Regions from separate parts of the Homo sapiens genome. Here region 1 is linked to region 2. Evidence: read pairs that join two places in POLR2A ChIA-PET (ENCODE). Cell type or tissue: GM12878. All regions are shown on one strand. Each heading gives the region's core, and the rest is flanking DNA. Links, peaks and the distances in the headings are about the cores only.

Region 1 (11,012 bases), core at 1,349-9,348, 72 kb after region 2:
TTTCCCTCAATGCAGAAAGTTCTGTTGGACATGCTGGTTTGGAGGGCAGTTTAGTAAAAACACATAAAAGTTTGGAGTTGCAAATGGTGGTGAAAGAGTGATGCTGTCTCAACTTTGGCCAGGGCAGAGCTTTTAAATCTACTTTCATAACCTCACACATTGAGAACAGGGACAGAAAGACGGCTTGGGGAGAGGAGTAGAAATTTTATTTTTAAAAATAGGACAAGGCTTAACATAGATATATTTGGGCTTTTGAACATGGAGTGGTAGGATAAACTGAGGACCACCAGGGCACACTTGGGGAACAATGTTTTGGTTAGTTGAGCTGTTTAGCTAATGACTGTGCTTTTGTTTTGCAGAGCACCCTTTGGCTGGCTTCTCATTTGCTGAATGGTATATTCAGGCTGGCAGGATTTTTATATACAAAACAGAGGAGGGCCAGAGCCAGCCTGGCAGGGAGAGGCTGTGGAGTGGACAGTGGGTGGGAGAACGGGAATGAGAAGGGGAAAACTGGCTAATGCCTTTGGGAGAGATGCTAAAGGGGCATGGATTTTGAAGGAGATTCTCAAGGGATTCTGCTGTGCATAGGGTCATGTAACCTCCTCCAGCTCTTCAAGAAATGTTCAGTCACTTTGGAGTCGGATTTGTACTGAGGGGCATTTCATGGTATGTAGGGACTGACTTCAAGTCTGGTCTTGGGTGTCAGATGCAATGGCTCAAGAGGACCCAATCATGTGTGGGTTAAAGGCTGGGCCTTTTCTGGGATTTTCTCCCCATCGAGTGATACCCAGCTGCATCTTGGTTAAATTGTTCCTTTCAAACTTCAGAGTATAACTTCACTAGGACTGCCAGGCTTGCAGATTTACGGCACAAAGAAATGAAGATTGATCAGCCTGAGAGGGGATGGAATTTGGAATACCAGCTCCAAATCAGGGGGAAACCGTGGCAACCACCTTGAGATAGAAATGACAACTATGGTGGTGCAAGTTCTTCTCTGTGCCCATATCTGCCTTCCTGAAGCACGAGATGTACGATGACCAGGGTAACCAAAGGGACATGTGGTCACCTGACTTGTCACCAGACAACAGCTCTTTCCGCATCATGACACAGGCCATATGCCAAGAGGGGATGGATCTTGGCAGTATGAAAAGTCTGTCTTTCTTGTCGATATTCCACCAACAAGTGGTACCCATCTCCACCCCAGCCTTCCTCATCTGGAAAGAAACTGAGGGATTGAACAGCTGATAGCGTGTACCAGAGTCCAGGGAGGTAGAGGCAGACTACTGCAAGAGATTAGAGGAGACTACTAGGCCAGAGAAAGTGCTAGGTGGTTGGAAGAGGTTTTCCTCCTTCTGGCCTTGAGCAGGTGGCCATTTGGGGTGCAGTGAATGCCCGCATGAAAAGGCCCTTGCTTACTAAGGTGCTGTTTGGGTTCAGCCATTTCTGAAAACGTTTCTCTGGCTACTCTCCTCATGTGCTGAAAGAAACACTCAAGTCAGATGTCAACAATGATTTCGTACATTTTTCTTTGATTTTTTTGTTTGAGACAGGGTCTTGCTCTATTGCCCAGGCTGGAATGTAGTGGTGCAAACACAGCTTACTGCAGCCTCTACCTCCCAGGCTCAGTTGATCCTCCCACCTCAGCCTCCTGAGTAGCTGGGAATACAGGCATGTGCCACCACACTTGGCTAATTTTTGTTTGTTTTGTTTTGTTTTGTTTTGTAGAGAAGCAGTCTCACTATGTTGCCCAGGCTGGTCTCAAACTCCCGAGCTCAAGTGATCTTCCTGCCTTGACCTTCCAAAGTGTTGGGATTACTACTGCATCCAGGATTTTGGGATTTTGTACGTTTTTCGATGCCTCAGGTGTGCATTTGTTGACTGATATGGTTGTTTATGACAGATTTTTTCCTTCCTTGCATGCTTAGATTGTATCTTGGAGTGAAATCATCCAGAAGTGTGGAGCAAGGCCAGTGTCAGCTGTGACCAGATTCCATCACATCTGTGAAGTGAGCAAACATGGTGGCATCTAAGGCATGGTGAACTACACACCTAGGAACAAAGGATACCTGGCATGAGAGGGAACAAGAAGGCACCCATGGGGGAGGCTGCAGTCTCTCCTGGCACTGGCGCTTCCAGGGGGTGTGGTTGTTAAGAACCCACGGTTCAGCCAGACAGCCACAGACAACCTTTAGGACAGGCAGCCAGGAAGACAGCTAGGGGGACACATGTGATCTGACCAGGTCTGGGGCAGCAGACGCAAATTGTTGTCACTAACGAACCATATGGTGATCCACTGCCACTTTCCAAGGCCTGTCTTTCTTTGGCTACAGCCAAATTGGAGAATTAGCTGGTATGTGATAGGAATCACCAATTCTGTATATTTCAAGCTGTTTGTGGTTTCACTAACATCTTTAATTATCCCAGGGATGTAGTCTAGCTTTACTTTGTTTGGCTAGGGAAGGAGAAGGCAGGAGATCATACTAGGTCCTTCCTCTGGAAAAAAAAAGAAAGCTCTTAATCCACGTAGATCAAGGATCTGGTGTGGGAATGCAGGCTGCTGGTGCTATGGATTTCAACGACACCTTCGGAAGCAAGGAGAATGACTGCAAGATAGGGTTGGGGCCTTGCTGGGCCTTCCATGGGGTGGACTCAGGTCAACAGCTCCATTTACCCTGACCCCATATATTCCCACTCTGACCACGGCATCACGGTAGCATTCTGGAGTTCTAGAAATCGGTGTTAGCTCAGAGATGGTATCCAGGTATCTTGAAAATGTCAGGGGCAGCCTCAGGCCCTGAAAAAGGATAGAGTGTTAGGAACAGTAGGGATCAGCTCACCCTGCTGACCCACCTAGCCCTTGCCTCCCTCACCACTCCCCCTCAGAAGGTGCATTACTCAAGATTCTTTCTGTTGCACCTGAACAAGAAAGGACAATATATTGGTTGACATAACTCAAAAGCCCAGGGTGTGGAAGAAAGTTTAAATTGTGCATTGTGCTTTTAATGTGAGTCCGTTATAACCAGTATTTGTTTTTCTTGTATAACTTATGCAAGGGGGAAAAAAAAACACTTTACAAATACTTTTTTTCCCAACACCAAGAAACTATACCAGCCTTGTACTGCTGTTTGGTTTAAATAAAACAAGAGCACTGAAGTCATACTCAGTTCAGGTGAAATATTACAGGGTTGCTGGAAAGTTCAATTCCTTATAACGAACTTACAAGGAGTAAATACAATTTTCTACAATAAACAAGCATCATAGTCTCAGGGTTAAGGGTTGTAAAACAATAAACCATTGCAGTTAGAGTAGAATGTCAGAGGAGAGCTTCATGCATACAAACTGCTCAATATCATGATGACAAGGTATAAAATAAGAATAAATGTAATTTGAAGTAAGATCTTAACTCCATATGGTTAATAGTCTCTCTCTTTCTCTCTCTTTCTGCGTGTGTGTGTATATGTGTCTCTCTTTCTCTGTACTTTCTACCTTTCACCTTACTCCTAATTTTTGCCACACAAAAAATTATGTCCAGTCCAGTGCTTTGCATTCTCAAAAGCACTGTGTCAATAACTATTCATTCTCTGAAGATTCCTTATTTATTGGGATTGAAACCTCTGGTTTCAATTACAATGTTAAACAAAGATGAAATAATAGACTGGTGCTTATAATATTTTATTTTCTCAAAGCCTAGACTAGATACTCAGAAATGGCTGGGTTCAAGGACTCATATAACTGTCATCACGTTTCTCTCTGTTTCTGTGCCTGTCTCCATCCCCCTCCATCTCTCATCTTGGTTTATTCTCTGGTTCACATTGCTTGTTGGCCTCATTCTCTTCTATTGCAGAATTATTCCTTCACATGGACAGTGAAAATGGCTAAGGCAGCTCCATCTTCCACTCTCAGAGAATACAGGAGCATTTTCTTGATAGTTCTGGCAGAAAACTCCCAGGGAAGATTCTGATTGGCTCAGCTTGGTCATGTGCCCATCTGTGAACTAATCACTACGGCTAGAGATTGGAAATGGAGTAGTCTGATTTGCAGGCTCATGTCACACACCCACCTTTGGGTCTTGAGGATGAGGACTGAGTGGGGATCAGTGCCCCCTAAGCCACATGGAATGAGGGAGAGGTGGTTCCCTAAAGGAAAGAATGCCAGCAGACAATCTTGATCTAGGACAAACAGATGGAAGGTGGTGTTATATCAGGTCGATGGGGATAATAAAATTGTGATGTTGCTCATCAATGGCCATTTGGCAGTAAGGCCCAATACTCTATGAACAGACCAGCTTTTTTTTTTTTTTTTTTTTTTTTTTTTTTTTTTTTTTTTTGAGACTGAAATACTCAGGCTGAAATACTGAAATACAGTGGCTTGGTCATGGCTCACTGTAGCCTCGACCTCCCAGCCTCAAGTGATCCTTCCGCCTTAGCCTCCTGAGTAGCTGAGACTACAGGTGCATGCCACCATGCCCAGTTAATTTAAAAAAATTTTTTTTGTAGAGATGAGTTCTCAGTATGTTGCCCAGGCTGGTCTTAAACTCCTGGGCTCAAGTTATCCTCCTGCCTCGGCCTCCCAAAGTGCTGGGATCATAAGTGTTAGCCACCGCAGCAGGCCCAGACCAGCATTTTTAATGCTGATATGCGTTATCAGAATACATCTAAGGAATGTGAATTTGGAGCACCATTCAGGTGTGGGCTGTTGCACCCTTCACTTACCAGCACTGGATTGGGTATTGGGAGGCATGCTCAGGGGATGCTCCAGTGGCCTGTAATTCCAATGTTGTTTTCATGTGCTGTGAAGGTGCAGCTGCTATGTTACAAAGGTCATGTCCTCGTATCACCGAGACCATCTTTAATGAGGGAGCGTAGACCATTTGGAATGGCAAAAGGGTCTGGAAAAGAGGCTTGGCTGACAGCCTAGGGCAATGCTCAGAAGCTGTACTTATAGCCTTGAATTATATAACCCAAATCTACCTCTCTGCCCCAGATGAATGTGGTTGACTGGCAAAGAGCTTTGCTAGGAAGATGTCTAGCTGTGGTTGACAGTGAAAGGGAAGAAGTAGGTCTCTTGGCAGGAAGGGTACAAAGCTTCTCTTATGGCCCGAACGCCATTCTCTAGGAATGACAGAAATTGCCCTAATTATTAGGTATTGTACAGGATTCCTTGTGCCTCATACATGGTCTGTGGAAGCAGTTGGTACTGTTTCAAAAAGGCTACCCTGCGGCACTGAGTCCACGCATGATGATTTTAGGCCTTGGGGAGGGAACAGATGCTGGGGCTAATTAGGGCATGATTCCTCTGGCCCAAGATGGCAGAGGATGTCCAAATAAAATGTGACACCTGCGCCCCAGTGCAGTTCATAGAAAACACTGCCCACCAACCCGCCCTTCTGGAGATGACTCAGCATGGGATGCTTTTTGAAACTGGCACACCTTGATTGCTGTCTTCTGAAACTGGACAGTCAAGTCTGGAAGGCGTACTTCCTCCCATGCCCAGCTACCCCAGCAAAGATCAAGAAGCATACTCGGTGGCAGGAGGGTGTTGGGAAAAGTTCTTATCAGTTTTTGGATTTTCTGTTTTGAGATCATCTCATCAAAAAATGGTGAGATTCTAAGAATTATTTTACCCGCAGAACTTCAATTGGCAAGACTAGAATTGCTCCCCAAGGGGACTCCCCAGCCCAAGGGACTGAACAGAACATAATTAAATGTGTTTGGCATGCTCTATGCAGATCGGATAGGGCCTTGGGGCTGGTGTGAAGATGTTCTCATCCACACGCTGCCCCCGGAACGGTGCTGCTGACTGAGCACTCTCTATGGTGATAGTCGGGCTGTAGCCATGATCACTTGTTGATCTTGTTTTGGGCTTGGCAACAAGGAGACAGGGACAGTCTCATTCAGGATGCCACCAAGCTGAAGGATAAACTCCAAGTGGTTTACGGCTTGTCACTGCACAGAAAACAAGTTCAGAGCCTGTAGAGCAGACATCTGTTGTTTTGGCCTGCTCCAAAGCCATTTATCCTTCCCCCCGGTCTTTACTTGGGGAGTCACATCTCAGCCACTCTCAGTCTTTGCAGTTTAGGGGGAAGGGCAAGGGCACTAACAACAGCCTTTAGGCAATGAGAGATAAAGGCACATTCCTGATGATATTGTTCAAGCCAGGGGTTGGCAAACTTTTTCTATAAAGAGCCAATAGTAAATATGTTCAGCTTTGTGGGCCATGTGGTCTCTGTTGCAACTACTCAGCTCTGTGGTTGTAGGGTACAAGCAGCCATAGACAATATGTAAACAAATAAGCACGGCTGCATTCCAATAGAAAGTTATTTACAAAACAGGTGGCAGGCTAGATTTGGCTCACAGGCTGTCATTTACCAACTCTTTGTTTAAGCACCTGGATCCAGCTGAGCCTGAAGCTAACTGCCTCTGTGATTTTTCAGTGAATGAACCAGCAAATCCCCCTTTTTCCCTGTAGTAATTTGAGCTGGTGTTCTGTTATTGCCACTGAAAGATTTCTTGCAATTTATCCAGGTGTAGAGCCAGGTTTGCAGACTGGAGGTTGAGTTTCAAAATGCGTTTGGTGGCCCCAGATAGGCAGAAAATAGCTTAGCAATTGAGAAAATTCCATATCTGAGAGGGGATGGGGCAGGACTCCTGACAGTTTCTAACATGCAGCCAGAGGCCAGGGCTGTTAAGGTGGTATGTCCAAACAGCAAGCCACCCAAGAGAGACCTGGAAGAGTGGGAATCCACCTGTCTGAGGACACTGACTATACCTCCCATGACAAGCTGAACAGGAAATGCCCCAGAGAGGCCAAAGAGAAGCCAGCCTTCTTTTTTGATGAGGCGTGAGTAGGAGGAGATGGATGGTGAGGAGGCGGATGGAGAGACAAAGTTGACCGGTGACCCTTTGAAATGAAAACCCAGTGACACCTTGACCCCAAGTTGGGGCGAGACACCCATACATCTGTGGGGATGTGGGAAGCCCTCTCCACCACACTTTCTTTTTTTGAGCTGGAGTCTTGCTCCATCACCCAGGCTGGAGTGCAGTGGGGTGATCTCAGTTCACTATAACTTCTACTGCCCAGGTGGGGAGATGAACCAAGGCCTCCTAGGGGGCCTCTGGCTAAGGATGCCCAGGTTTTACAACCCAAATCAGAGTTGCGATTCTTGTGCCTCAGCGTCCTGAGTAGCTGGGACCACAGGCGTGTGCCACCATGCCTGGCTAATTTTTGTGTTTTTAGTACAGACAGAGTTTCTGCCATGTTATCCAGCCTGGTCTCGAACTCCTGACCTCAAGTGATCCTCTGCTTTGGCCTCCCAAAGTCTCTCCACCACACTGAATCTGGAGACAGCAAAATATAATGAAGAGGAGAAGAGGAGCATCAAAGGACCAGTGATTCCCTCCTAGCCTGAGTGGTGGGTGGAGAGCTTGGTGGTGAAGCAGAAGGGCATGAGCTCCCCTGGGGGCTCAGAGAAATCCACTGGTCATACAGGTGAGGGTTTAGAGGATGGTTTTGCCCAGGACAAACACTCCCACTTGTCTAGAGGTTGTCTGCTCTGTGGGGCAGGTGGTATGCCCAAGGCCCTTGCTGCCCTTCATGTGGAAGGGATTTCCATCCCCCTTTATGAGGTTATAGGAAACTCCAACCTCAACAGACTTCCCATTTCTTAAGGGGTTGAATCCTTTTCTGGAGGGGAGAGGAGCTGGGAGCAGATGCCCTTGGACTGGATCGGGTTCCAGGCCTGCCTCACCAGCTGGTGAGCAGATGCCAGGCGACAGACCCTGCAGCAAGCAAGGGGCTCTGCTCCCAGGACGGGAAGAGGCTGAGAGTGGAGGCTGGAACATGCCAGGGGAGCGTGAGAGGTTTGCAGGTCTGGGATAGGAAGAGTTTGCACTGAGAAATGATTACAGAGAGACTCTGTAGCCAATGCTGTCTGCATTCTGCCCCTATACCCCTGGGTCACTTTTGCACACCAGCCACCTGAGTGCTTTCACCTCCAACAGCCTGCACTCCATCTTTGCCAGAGGCTGAGCTCAGGCTCCTGGAGCCCATTTTAAGTAAATGCAAGGAGGGTGCAAGTGCCTAGGAATGCATGTGGGGCAAGGGCAACCTTTACCAGTGACTAAGGGGCTCGGGCTATAAACCTTGCAGCTCCACTGCTCCCTGGACAGGGTCATCTGACATGTGACCTGCACCAGCCTCAAAGACCTGTGAAGGGATTGGGCCAAAGTCACCTTCTGTGGGACACTGATCAATAGCCCACCCTTACTTAACCCCCTTCCTTTCTTGGTCCCCACGCCTCACTCTCCTACTGGCTCTTCCTGGGAACTCTTCTTAAATCACCTGCATGCGAATCTTCCTTCCAGGGTTTGCTTCTGAAGAGGGAACCCACGTTGAACTCCCAGCTGCTAAAGCCATTGTCCCTGTGGCTCTGTGAGCTGAGGGATCTGACCCCTGATGGTGGAGAGCTAGGAGGCCAGGTCTTGAGTTAGTAACCCCAGGTTACCAGGTGTGGGAAGGCGCTCCACACATGTGCATGAGTTCCAGAGGCGTTTGGAGTGAATCATTTGACAAGGGGCATTGCACAGCTTTGAGAATCTGGAATGTCTGAAGCCAGCTGGAGTGGGAACAGTTTAGCCAGGGTTTCCTAACAATGTTAGACCCTCCGGAATCCGGAGGGTCACCTGCATTCCAGCCCTTAGTGAGCGGGCAGAGAGGGAGGCAACTCAAATCAGAGTTGGGAACAGAGGGGAGATGTATGTGGGGAGCTGGAGGTGAGCAGGTCCCAATCTCAATAGACAAGGCCCTGCTCTGAAGGTTGTCTGTCAGCCCCTGGCCCTGGCAGGACACCGCTCCTGGTATGTCTCTGAGGGGGCAAGTTTGGTCCATTGGAATTGCAGGGCCAGAGTCATACAGCCTCAGGGACAGCCCAGAACGGCCCAGGGCTTTGTGGCACCCTCCACCCTCTCATGCCCTGGAAACATGAATGGCTTACGGCAGTGAAAGCCATCTGTGGCAGACAGTGATGTGGAGAAGGAGCTTGGCAAAGACTACCTTTCCCCTGGGAGGGATGGGTGGGAGTGCCATAGTGGGTGGATAGAGCAGCCGCCCCAGGCAGAAGGTTGGGCAGGCTGGCTTTGTTCCAGGTGAATCCCAGGACTTGCGGACATCCTTCCACAGAGTCAGACAGGCTCCAGGACATCACCTGGAGCCTGTCCAGGGTGCTGGTGGTAATCACAGGGGTCCCCTGCGGGCCAGGCTGGGGCTGGCAAGAACATCCCTAAGGAAAGTTTCAGAGTTGAAGGCAATGGATGAGGGGAGGCGGGGAGGGGACGAGGGTGCTGTGGGGCTGGGCTGGAGCTGGAAATAGCATACTCACTTCTCTTTGCTGAAGACCACAAGTATTTCCATCAGGAGAGGGTGGGGAGATGAACCAAGGCCTCCTAGGGGACCTCTGGCTAAGGATGCCCAGGTTTTACACGCTGACTCTGAGAGGGTGTCAGGGAGGAGCTGGAGCACACAGAAAGAGAAGGCAAGGAAAAAAGGTCGGAGAGCAAGGAGAGGAGTGTGCAGCCGCTGTGGATGGGGAACTTGGGGGAACAAACTTGTGGGGAGCATGATGACTCCTGTGTCATCTCACAAAACCTTCAGTAAAAAGTCCACATTATGCGTCACTGCCTTTGGAGTTGGAATTTTGTTTATTTGGGATGCAGCAACATGCCGGGACAGTCCTCAAGGCTGTCAGGAGGAGCAGGCCCAGCCCGGCGCAGTCCACTCACCAGGCGACATGATAAGCCGGCGAGACCCAGAGAAGGTTCAAGTGGGGACATGAGAGAAGACCTTGTGCTTGGAATCCAAATAATCCAAATGAAGACCTCCTGTTTCTGCTCCTCTGTTTTCCAGAACAAACATGATTCCATGCAGTCCGAAAGAGGGCGGTTAGGACAGAAGAATGGCTACGGGATTCAGAGAAGGCGCCCAGCTCTTCTCTAGCATGGATGGGGAGTGCGGGCTGTGTTGATTTGGAGACCACCTCCAGCCGGACTGCCTGCCCTGGCCTGGAGAATATTTCAGGGGACCTGTGTCTGGGGAAAAGGGGATTGGGAAGCCCCCAGTGCCTGTCTTGAATTTGGTCCTAGGCCCATGAAGTGTGAGTCCTTCACAGCTATAAAGGATTCAGGAAAAAATGGAGGGACTCCAGGAGATCCTGGGAAAAGCAGTGGCCTTGAGCAAGCAATAAAGCCACTGCTGAGTGGAGGAGGGGCCCTTTCCAAGCCTGGCCAGTCTGTCACTGCCAGGACTCTCCGTCTCCAGGGCTGGCCGGCAGGGGAGCAGAAATGTCTCGGTGTGATGCTTGTGAGAGTAACAGGTGGAGGAATTGGAAGCATGGTGCTCTTGGCACCCCAGCAGTATCAAAGGCTGACACTCCTGGTGAAAGGCAGTTCCTATGTCTTTGCTATGGGTCTGTTATTAAGAAAAGTTAAGACTGGGCCGGGCATGGTGGCTCATGCCTGTAATCTCAGCACTAGGCTGAGGCGGGTGGATCACTTGAACTCAAGAGTTTGAGACCAGCCTGGCCAACATGGAGAAACCCTGTCTCTACTAAAAAATACAAAAAAAATTACAATACAAAAAAAAAATTAATTAGCTTCGCATTGTGGCAAGCTATTAGGGAGGCTGAGGCAGGAGAATTGCTTGAACCCAGGAGGCAGAGGTTGCAATGAGCTGAGATTGCACCACTGCACTTCAGCCTGGGTGACAGAGGAAGACTCCGTTTCAAAAAAAAGTAAGATGGTTCTGAACAACAACAAAAAATATTCCTTCTTGTTGCTGATATCTGCCTAACTTCTAGGCTTATTGCTCTCAAGTCTATCATACCCAATTCATATTTATAACAAATGTTTTGCACCAACCAAATAACATTCTCTTTACCATCTTGAAACAAATACATTAATAGGCCGGGCGCGGTGGCTCACGCCTGTAATCCCAGCACTTTGGGAGACCGAGGCAGGCGG
Region 2 (11,012 bases), core at 1,476-9,475:
GACCAGAAGCTGTTCTGAGCTTCTCAGTCCAGGGTACAGCCTAGAACCACCCGCCCCCGAAGTTGGAAGCTTGACACAGACACAGGAGCATGCAGAGGGAAGGGAGGTGATGAAACCCAGCCGTGGGCAGGCATGTCTGGCATGCAGATGGGCCATGCAGCTGGTGAGCAGAGGCCAGGGTGTGTCCTACACGGGCACTCTCACACGCAGGGCCAAAGGCGGCAGGCAGCAGGCTAGTCAGTACCCAAGAGCACTGCTGAGAGCACTGGTCTCTGAGGACCCTCGCTGGGGGGCCCAGGCATGCAAAGACCCCACAGCACCACATAAGGAGCATCTCCACTATAAGCACCAGACTATGCTGCTCACACAGCCCCAAATCACAGAACTAGAGCTAGAAGCAACTTCAGAGACCTCCCGGTCCAACGTCTGACCTCACCATACAGGGGTCAAAACTTAGACCCAGAGATCAGACATTCAGCAAGTCACCAGGTCCTGTCAACAGCGTGGCATAACATATCTTCCAAATCCATGTATTTCTCTCCATACACACAGGCAACTGCCACCACCAAAGTCCAAGCCATCATCATCCTTCCCTGAGTTGCTGCAATGTGTTCTGCGTCAGTCCTCCTGCCTTGTTGTCCACTGCCCCAATTCCTGCTCACGGGCCCTCCACAAACAGCTGGCACAAATCTGATGCCACTCCCTGTTTAACAAGCTCCTGCATGGCTCCCAGTGACTCCTCTGCCCAGCCCAAGAGACCCTACCTAATTTAGCACTTGCTTCAACTCCTTCCACAGCCTGCCTTACTCTGGTGCTCCAGACAGAACCCAAACCCTGGCAGCCCCAGAGACCAGGCCTGACAGGTGCTGGTGGGCTGGATCTGTGTCCCCAGGTTCACCTAGGGCATGAGAGTATCTTGTAGACATTCAGGGTTCTGCTTTCTCCTCAAATCAATGAGCATTCCCATTGTCTTTAAGGAAACCACTTCTACCTGCATTCTTCATACATGGGGTGTGTGACCCAGATCTGACTATGGAGAAACAGCCTTTGGACTTCCGCAGAAACTATTAGAAAAGCGACCTTCTCTCTCTACTGAGGTAGCTAAGCTTAGAGCAGCTGGGGATGGCTTCTCCCAACACACAGGAAAAGCTGCTTGAGAACAAAGATGTCGACAGAGGAGAGGAGAGCTCAGAAACAGACAGACAAATGACTGGCCAACCTGTTTAAGTACCTGGATCTAGCCCTGCCCAGCACCAAATCTACTACACTTTTCAGATTTGTAACACAGGACTTCCTTGTTTTGCTTACGCTGGTATAAGTGGGTTTCTGTCATCTGTTCTAGTGCCAGGAGTCTCTACCAATGATGACAGCATGTCACAGACACAGTTCTTGTGGCAGAACAGGTGGATCCCGGGGCATGGCTGGCAAGTGTCTCATGGCAACAAAGGACTCTCTGAGCACGCACCTCAAATGGTCCAAGGTGAGAGCAGGAGGCTCAGCCAGGACCACCACCCAGCCCAGCGGTGCATGCCCTCCCTCTGCTCTGGAGATGGGCCTCAGGGACAGGCACAGGCAGGCAAGTCTGTTTGCAGATCAGGTCCAGGCCTGCCACAGAAGCGGGGTGGGGGCAGCACAGAGGAGCAGCCTTAATGAACTAAATCTCTCCTGTCCTCTCGGCCAGTGGGTGCCCTGTCTCCTCCTCTTCATGGGAAGGGAAGCTATGCTTAAGCACCTACTAGGTGCAGGTTTCCATGCTGTAGATGCTATCACCTGCCAATTACAGTCAAGGGAACTGTTTTAAAACCAAGCCACATGACCAAGTTTATATACGTAGTAGGAGTAGGTCTGTGTGATGAAAAACTGTCACCCTTTCGAGCCCTAGCTGACAGGCCTGAAAAAAGACCCAGAAGGCTCTGGGGAGAAGCATCAGAATTAGCAGAGGCTGGCAGGAGAGGACGCTGCTCCAGCGGGCGTAAGGATGGGTTTAGACAGCCTGTGCCAGGGAGAGGTCATGATTGCAGGCTTGACCCCAGTCGGTGGTGGAATCATGGGGCCTAATCACGTCGTTGGATACCAGGACAAAGAGCCCCAGCAGAAGGAAGTAGGTCCTTGGCCAATAAACCTTGGGCACCAACCTAGAAACTTGACTGGACTTTACCCCCAAATTGTCCCTGGAGGACAGGGTCTTCAGGCCAAAAGGCGGACTTCATGGATCAGCCCTGGAGGTCAGGCCAACGCCCTGAGCCACGTCTTCTAAAGCCTCCAACTCCTGCGGCTGTCAGGAAATTGAGGCGCTTCACAGAAGAGTTGTGTTTATTTTTTCCCTCCTAGATGCAGGGGGCAGGGAGAGCTCTAGGGGCTAGGCATAAGTGTGAGAGGTCAACAGTGGCCTTTAGGGTCACCTGCAACACCAAGCAAGGGCCTCAGGTCCAGAGGCTCCTGGGCACACCACCTTCACTCTCACAAGGACACTGGGCTTCAGCCACGCAGAAACGTTACTGAGACTGAGACATTTTCCATGTGAGGGAGGTCAGGGTATGTCTACAGAGGAAGGGTGGGGGAAACAGGCAAGGGACAACCTCCTTGTATTCCAAGTGCCAACAGGGACCCGCATCCTAGACCTGCCCAGACAGCCACCCCCATGCCAACAGCTGGAGTGGCTGGCATCTCACTGCAGCAGCCCCAACCATCCTCCACCCACTGCTGCAGGCACAGGGCCTCCAAAAAGGAACAGGCCTCACCCTGGACAGTCTATTGACAGAAGCAACAGCAGGGAAAGAAAAACTGGAGCTGGGAAAAATGCACTCAGGGTCTAATCTTAGGCTCCAACAATGCCAGTATATTACCGTTCCCTGTGCATCCTTAGTGCTGACATTTTATAGACAATTTCCAAAACAGGGCCCTGCCATTTCTGGATTATATTTCAGCTGTAACTTTTAAGTCTAATTATTTGCGCTGACAACCCCCTATAATAGGGCGGTGCGGCGCCCAGAGGCATCAGCATTCAGTAGAGTGACAGCCTAATCGCAGGGGGAGGCAGCCCCGCAATCTGCATTCACTCAGAGAAATTTCTCTGATGAAAATAACACAACATTAAGGAGGGGATGAGGGGCAGGATCCACTGTATCAAGATAAAATAACTCTTTAATAAATAACCTTGTGGCTGCCGCAGAGCAGTAATTAAATGCCGGCAAACCCGGCACACAGTTTTAAGTAAAGCTGGAAAAATGTAAGATGCAATTATCAGCACCAAACAAATTACCAGCCCGGCAAATCCCCCTGGAATATTTAGAAACTCATGTCTGCCTTCCCGCTAAATATTTGTCCATGTGCTTATTTTTGGTGGGACCATAGGGTGGGGTGGGGGAAGGGAGGGGACGAGGGACCAGGAGGGTAGAGGAAGGGGCATGGAAGGAGCCACTCTGGGCTGGGCTGTCTCTGCTGATGACTGTTTTCTGGACGCCCTCGCAGATCTGCCCGGTCAGCAAAATGGTGTAACAGAAATGCCCCAGTGCTCAGCTGTGCATATGGATGGATGCTCAGGGCTGATATCTGAGCCTAGGCTATAGCCCTCCTCTCGACCGGCTCCCTCACCCTCACAGAGGAAACTCAAGCCACGGAGGATGTGGCAGAGGGAACGAGGATGGCCTGGGTTTGCTCCCTGAGGCTCAGCCTGTCCTACACTGCTATCCTGAACCCCCAAAACCCAATGGACAGGTGAGTCTCCTCTGACCACACAGACCATGTGATACATGAATGACCACTAGCCCCTGCTGCCAACCCCAGCATCAGTGGTGGGGGTCTGGCTCCAAGGGTGGGGCGGAAAACCAAGCCCCAAACAGACCTGCTCTGGAATGGGCTCAAGGACAGTCTCCAGGAAACCCTTCCTAACCTGTGGCTGAGTCAGGGGCCACTTCCAGGCTCCCATATGGATCCTGCTAAGTTGCAGCTGACCGTTCAGTTACTCCAGGTAGAAGCAACTTGAGTCTGAATGCAAAGCATCAAGCTAAGGAATGTCAGTTAGCTGGCTGGTGGGCTAAATTCCACCCTCAAACAGACACGGGAGCTAGCTGGGAAGCTTGGGCAGAGGGGCCTGGGGCAGGTAGGAGGATCTTAATTTGGATCTGGCTGGAGAAGGAAAAGACAACCTTATGGGAGACTTCCTCAGGGTGCCAAGATGACGCTACTCACCCTGCGCCATGGACACCAAGCTCCCTGAGGCAGACCAGGGCTGACTGCCCCATTAAGCCCTGGTGGGGGACCTGAGGGCCTCAAGGACAGGGTACACACTGCAGGACTTTTGCCCTGTGCTGCAGGATACTGGGAGGACAGCCTGCTCTAGCCTCTCGCCTTAATGTTCCAGTAGTTTCGGCTGAGCCTGGGTCTCTAGGCGAGGAGGGCGGTGAAAGGTCCCACAGGTGCACACAAAGCGCTACAGGTCTTACACCTCTCTCTGACCACAGCCCCCCACAACCATTCCTGAGCACCGCCTGGATCAGACAGCTGGCCCGGCCTGGGTGCAAAGGTGGGGTACAGTTTCATGCCATGCAGCATGCCCACCCCACCACCCTTGCAGGGGAACCAGGCTAAGGGGACATGCAGACACGTGGTGCACCAGGGACCCAAGCAGCAGGAACATGCAGGTCAGGGGTCTGCCCACCCATCCCTGGTCCTGCCTGCCCGCCGGCCCAAACAACAGAGACTGGCAGGCAGGCACGGCGCAGTGAGCCTGAGGGAGCTGACCGAGCCCGCTGGGCCCTACTGACAGGCGTGTCCCATCGATGGGCGAACTGTAGATGGATAAGAAGTGAAAAGGACCAACCTTCTCGCTGATCTGAGAGATGAGAGTTTGGGTTGATGGCAGAGTGCGATGAAGATGAGGAGGGAATAAAAAAAAGACAAGGAGAAACACAGAGAGAGTAAAAACAGGCCAACCTTCATCTGCCCACACAGCACGGAGACGAGACGAGACTCCTGTGCCCCCTCGCACACACACATGCACACAGGTGCACACGAACCACATCACTCACAAAAGACTCAGGACTCATGGAGGACATGGTGGACAGGGCTGAGGCCCGCCAGCAGGCGCCAGGGAGGCCGAGGGTGGGGCCGGGGCAGGTGAAAATGGGGCACAGGCAGGCCCCCATGCCTCACACGCACCCCACAGCTCAGACAGACCCTGTGGACCGGGCTCTGGGGTCAAGGCCCACCCAGCCCACAAACCTGCCAAGGTACAGGAGCCACTAGAAGCCACCCCCACACACACCACCGGTGTAAGGAGCATGTCTGGGCACCTGTGGGGAAAAAGGCACTGTCCCTGTTTTAGACAGCTGTGGCCCGCAGCCAGGTCCCTAGAGAAAGGGGGAAGGCTGGTAGTCCTGGCACAGGTAGGCCAGGCTCTGAGGAGGGCAGGGCTCCACCCTGGCCCCAGCAGCTGTACACCCAGAGAGCTGTAGATGGAAGGAGAGAATGAGTCACTCAGGGAGAGTCAGGTGGTGAAGGAGAAAGGCTCTGGCCCACCCAGCATGCCTGGGCCTGCTAGACTGTGGGTGGAGCTGCAGGCAACTGTGAACAAAGTCAGATGTAACTGGATGACACATCCCCCCACAGTGCTATCCGAGAGGCTACTGACTAGTAGCCGAGTGCTAGCTGCAGAGGCTACTGACTAGCAAGTGCTTCCTGTGTGCCTGGCAATGTGCCTGGTGCTTCACGTGTACTGTCCCATTAAATGTAGCAGTCGCGTGGCCTCAGAGAGCGACACTGGGAGCCCTGAGAATTTGGGGGACAGAAGGGAGATGTGAGGTAGACACCGAAGCCAAGTCTGATGAGGAGACGAAGCCTTGCGGCCAGTGGACACAGGTGAAGAGAGTCAGATGGGTGGAGACAATGGCAGTGGGAAGCCATCAGTAATTTCCCCCAGGTGACACGTTGCAACGTTTGTTTTGACTGAGGGGTGCCACTGGCATCTAGTGAGCTAGAGATGCTGCTAAACACCCTCCAATGCACAGGATGGCCCCTCACAACTAAGAATCGTCCAGCCCAAAATGTCAACAGTGCTGCGGCTGAGAAGTTCAGGGCTAGAGCCCACATCAAGCCGTCTGAGGCTCAGGAGCCTGCTGTGGGAGGAAACCTCGAAGCCTCTCTGCTGGGAGATGGGACGGGGTGCAGGCCAGAAAGCAGGCTGGCACTGGGGACTCCTCCACGGCCATCCACCCACAAGCAGGGCTCAGGATGCAGAGCTGGTGGTCAGCCCAGTACAGGCTGTCCCCAGGCGCTGGGGCTGAAGGGCCCCTAGTACTGCTGAGGGCAGAAGGCAGGGGTTTTGCCAACCATGAGATGACGAGCAGTGGGGGCACCAGAGGCAAGGCACCCAGGGAGCAGGGCCTTTCAGGTGTGCCTAAGTCCTGTCAGTAGGACAGTAGGGCCTATGGGGCAGGTTGCTCTTGGCAAAGCAGGGTGGTGTAGATTCAATTAGGGTCTACATGAGGCAGGTCCTGGGGACAGAGCTTAGAAACGGTCCTGAGACATCAGGGCCTAGAGGAACGTCGTATGTGTGTGTGAGAGAGACAACAGAAGTCAGGTTTGGCTGTTTTGGAGTCCCTGGCAAGTGGGGCTGGAACTAAAGGAACCCCCGTATTTCCTACCAAAAGGCATGTGGGGATGGAGCCAGAAGGGTAGATTCAAGAAGAGCTGGTAGAGTTAGGGGTTGGGCCATGGCAAGAGCCAGTCAGGGCCCTGCCTGAGTCTACCATGTGTAAACAGGGAGCCCCACAGACAGGGATGCTCCAAGGGGCTGCACATAAGAGCTCCCTGGGCAGTGACTGAGCTGCCAGCTACAGCAGCTGAGCTCAGTCGATCTCCAAAGAGACCCACTGCTCTGCCTCCAGGGCTGGGGCCAGTGTAACAGTGACTTCAGAGAATGCTGCCTAGTCAAGAGGACAATGCGGGGGTCCATCCACCTCTGGGCCTTCTTCTGCCTCAGCACTGCCTCCTGTAGCTGTGCCCTGGGAAATGTGCCCATAGGCCACGCCCTTGCAGCTGGCTTGGGTTTACAGTGGCTCTACTGGGCCTCTCCTCTCCCTGGTGCAGCCACATGCAAAGGCTTTCTTGCTGAGGCCTGGAACTGCCACTCTCGACCCTACAGTCTTGTGAGCAGAGCTCTAGAGAGCACAGCATTTGCGATAGTCAGGGTGGGAGGAGGCAGATCTTTGAGAAGGGTCATTCCAGCTGCTCCTCTGTTGGAGTGGACTCGCCAGCCCCAATGCCTGCCAGACACTCTGCCTGGGGCAGGGTGGGGCCAAGGCTGTGCCGCTTACAACTCCACTCCTCTAGGCCATTTGGGAAGTTTTCAGGCTCTTGTTCCTGAAGACAGACAAGCTGACCTGAGGCCTGAGCCTTGAGGAGTAAGACACCTGACAGTAAGCTAGGGGACCTCCCATCCCATGCCCCCAACTCTCATGAAGCATCTTTAATAGTCTCTGAAGCACAATTTGCCCACCACAAATAGTTCCTCTGCAGCTCAACTGGTCACCGAATGGGCTGGCAGCCTGTGGCCTCTCCAGAACCACCCTCTCCCATGACAGACAGCAACTCCTTGATAAGTGTATTTTGGTTGACAGCCTTGACAGCCTAATTCTCTCTGCTCTGAGTAAGCAAGTCTGACCACATGGCCCCAAAGAGTCGGACAGGCCACCGCCATCACCCACCACGTGCACTGGGTGGAGAGTCAGACGACACCCCTCAGGAAGCCGCGCTAAGCACTTGGCGTGATGGAATCATCACTGCAAGGAGCCATGTCCGCTTTCCTTTACAATCCCCTGGGTGGAGACAGTTGTACTTTTTTTTTTTTTTTGAGATGGAGTCTTGCTCTTTCACCAAGCTGGAGTGCAGTGGCGCGACCTTGGCTCACTGCAACCTCTGGTTCAAGCGATTTTCCTACCTCAGCCTCCTGAGTAGCTGGGATTACAGGCACGCGCCACCACGCCCAGCTAATTTTTGTAGTTTTAGTAGAGACGGGGTTTCACCATGTTGGCCAGGATGGTCTCGATCTCCTGACCTCGTGATCTGCCTGCCTCAGCCTCCCAAAGTGCTGGGATTACAGGCGTGAGCCACCACACCCGGTCAACAGTTTAACTTTTAATGACATCCATCTGTACAAGAAGGCTAGGTGAGGGGACAGTATGAGGGTAGAAGGGGCTCTCAGGGCCCCTTCTGGGCACATGTATACCAGACCCAGTGTGTTCTCAGGAAAGGGCAAGGTGGCCAGCTTTAGTCACCCCTAGGCTGTGAGCATAGCAGAGATTGGAAACCCCAAAACAGTCCCCAGGTTCCTCTCTGCTGGGAACTTGGACTTCCAGAAAGCACACTGTCCACTCGCTCCCAGCAAAGAACATCTGGAACACACCAGGTGCTCACCCGAGGCAACATAACCACAGGGGCTCACAGCTGAACACAAGGGTTCCTCCAGGAAGGCTCCAGGAAGACCTGGCCAGAGGATAGGCTCACCTGGCCTGGTCCGTTCCTGAGGCCTTACTACCCCAAAGCCCAGAGCCATGGTGGTTCTGGAGCCCACCATGCTGCGGCAGGCAGGAGGATGTACTGAAGGAAAGCCAGGCCAGGTATGCATGCATTTACACACAGATAAGTGTGCCCGTGTGTGCACACACACATGCACATACACCAAGAAGTCGGATTGGATGGCTCCAAATTCCCATGGGGCTCCGGGCCCATGCGGCAAGACCTACAAAAGATACAAATGCTCCCAAGAGTGGCTGCTTCCCCATGGGCCTGCAAGGAAGGAAGGCGAAGTAGTGGCAGACGCCAGGAACTTGCCCAGTGGGAGCTGTTGCTGCTGCTGCAGAAAGAAGCAGGAAGGAGAAGAGACTGGGCCCATGGCAGTCCCTTGCGTGTCTGCACCAAGGGCTCTGGGCAGAGAGCCCGGCAGGTGCAGCACAGCTCTGTGGTGACAGGGGCCAGGCACTGCCTGAGTCCTTACCTCGCACATACAGGTTCGCAGGGGCTGAGTAACGTGTGCCTGCCGAGTTGGTCGCCACACACTCGTACTTGCCTTGGTCGGATTCCTCACTGCTCTCTATCTGCAAGGCACCTGTGGGTACACGAAGCGAGAGGTCAGGCACGGCCCATGTCGAGTGTGGCCTGGAACACGGTGAGAGGTCTCGACAGCATCTGTGGCTGATGTTGACCAGATGTCGAAGCTCATCCAGGCCACACCCTGGCACCCCTGCTGCTTCCAGGAAGCTCTCCCTGAAGAGCCCAGTGGCCTCCTGTCTAGAACCAACGGTTGTGCTTTGGAGCACAATCTCATGCTCCCCACAGTCCAGCAAGACCCACCTTTGCTCTGCCAGGGACTGTACCCCAACCCCCAGCTCCATTCAGTTTCTGCCACACTCTTGCCAGTACTGGAGCCTATTTCCCAATCAACATCCCTGTTAGTGTTCCTGGCCCCGCAGCCCCACTAAGCCAGTCAGAGCCAGGTGTGGGAGCAGCCTGCAGACTGGCGGGCCTGGGATTCACAAGCACGCCATGCCCTCATCAGGCTGGAGCTTGAGAATTTGCCGCCCACCAGGAAGGAATGGGTTTGCCCTGGGGGCCTGGTGCCCAGCAGCCTCTGCTCCCAGCACCATCTTCCCCTCCTACTCCACCCCCTCCCCGCCAGCCCCACCCATTCCAGCTCCACTCCTCAGCCCGGTCCTGCTAAAGTGCTTCGACCCACCACGGCTCCTGCATAATTCAAGAGGCTAATGGAGGTTGGAGCTCTCACTCGGGCCAGTGCCCTGAGGGGCTGCTCTGGCCGCAGACGGACAGACAGGAGCCAGGATCGGGGTGGGTAGCAAAAGGACCCTCAGAAAGGGTGGAGGAATCTTGGGCTTGAGGCCAGTTCTGACAGGTCCTGGCGGGGGAGGCCAAGGCAGAGCGGCAAGGTGGGGGTGGATCCACTGGACTTGGCCGTCCCCTGGCCCCACCAATAAACACTTGAAAAAACTGCTTGTGAAAGCACACTGGGCAAGCTGTCTGTGACAGACACACCCCCGGGCACAGGCAGCACACCCCTCCCTGGAACAATCCAACAGACAATTACACCCACACAGGACGGTCCAACAGTTAAGAACCCCCACAGGACACAGTCTGACAAAACCACCTCCTGCACAGAACAGCCAGCCTAACCTGACAGCCCCCACCTTCCCAGGGCCCAGGCTGATGGACAATCACACCCACACAGGACATGGACAGAAGCTGCCGGGCCCCCCCTGCCTGGACTGGACAGGAGCCAGAGGAAGAGTTCCAAGTCATGCTCTCACGGTTGGGGCCCAAAGGGGTACCACCCTGGGTCTGACCTATAGCCACCTCACTACCTGATGTCCCTCTTCCACCATCTAACCCAGGGCAGCAGGAGGGACTGGGAACCCCCAGGGGGCTGGCAGCTGGAGGTGAAGGAAGAGGGGAGGCCACCAATGCAGGACACAGGACCAGCCTGCCTCTTTGGTGCTGGCCTCAGCCCTCCCCACCAGATGCCAGGGAGCACCAGGGCCCAGTGCACATGCCAAATACCATCTCCTTTAAGAGCAGCCCTGATGGGCACCCAACAGGTCATGCTGATGGGATGGATGGACACTAGTACAGAAAATGTTCCTTCAAGCAGGTCGGGTTCAGGCCGCTGAGGGGTCGAGGCTGCCCTAAGGTCACCTGAGTGAGGCAGGGGGGTGTGGGTGGGGTGAGGGAGACCTGGTGGCTGGTGCCACAGGCTTGGGGCAGAAAGTGGTTCCTGGGTGAAATTTCTGACCCAGAAAATAGGAGGTTCCTCTGCAACAAGAGCCTAAGAGTGGTCAGGGGGCCTAACAGAGACTGGGTGCCTATTTGCATACAGAAATCCCCAAATCTGGAACCAACACCAGGACCCAGGAGCAGGGACAACAAAGAGTCACCACAGGCTGAGTAGATGGGCAGGGGGATTGGGGGGCTCCCAGGTGAAGCAAGAGCCAGCCTCCGGGTGA

What was found. Peaks named below come from ENCODE experiments on the same cell type or tissue, not always from the same donor. Only the 100,000 strongest peaks of a DNase experiment are listed, where the experiment ranks them.
Region 1: POLR2A ChIA-PET joins it to region 2 with 10 read pairs; 3 of 35 experiments call an interaction of 5 or more read pairs at or near these places.

Annotation. Positions count from the first base shown.
Region 1 is chr1:43,504,577-43,515,588 of GRCh38, reverse strand. No RefSeq gene overlaps it. Among named protein-coding and RNA genes, the nearest start is that of PTPRF, 21 kb to the left of the region's middle. In GM12878, for the core only: no CTCF peak of the experiment used is centred there; a DNase peak (open chromatin) is centred at 5,438.
Region 2 is chr1:43,576,904-43,587,915 of GRCh38, reverse strand. It overlaps PTPRF (protein tyrosine phosphatase receptor type F), which reads right to left. Exons shown (of 34, transcript NM_002840.5): 7 at 8,996-9,106. Among named protein-coding and RNA genes, the nearest start is that of PTPRF, 52 kb to the right of the region's middle. RefSeq lists enhancers at 5,402-5,671, 5,833-6,654. In GM12878, for the core only: no CTCF peak of the experiment used is centred there; a DNase peak (open chromatin) is centred at 5,505.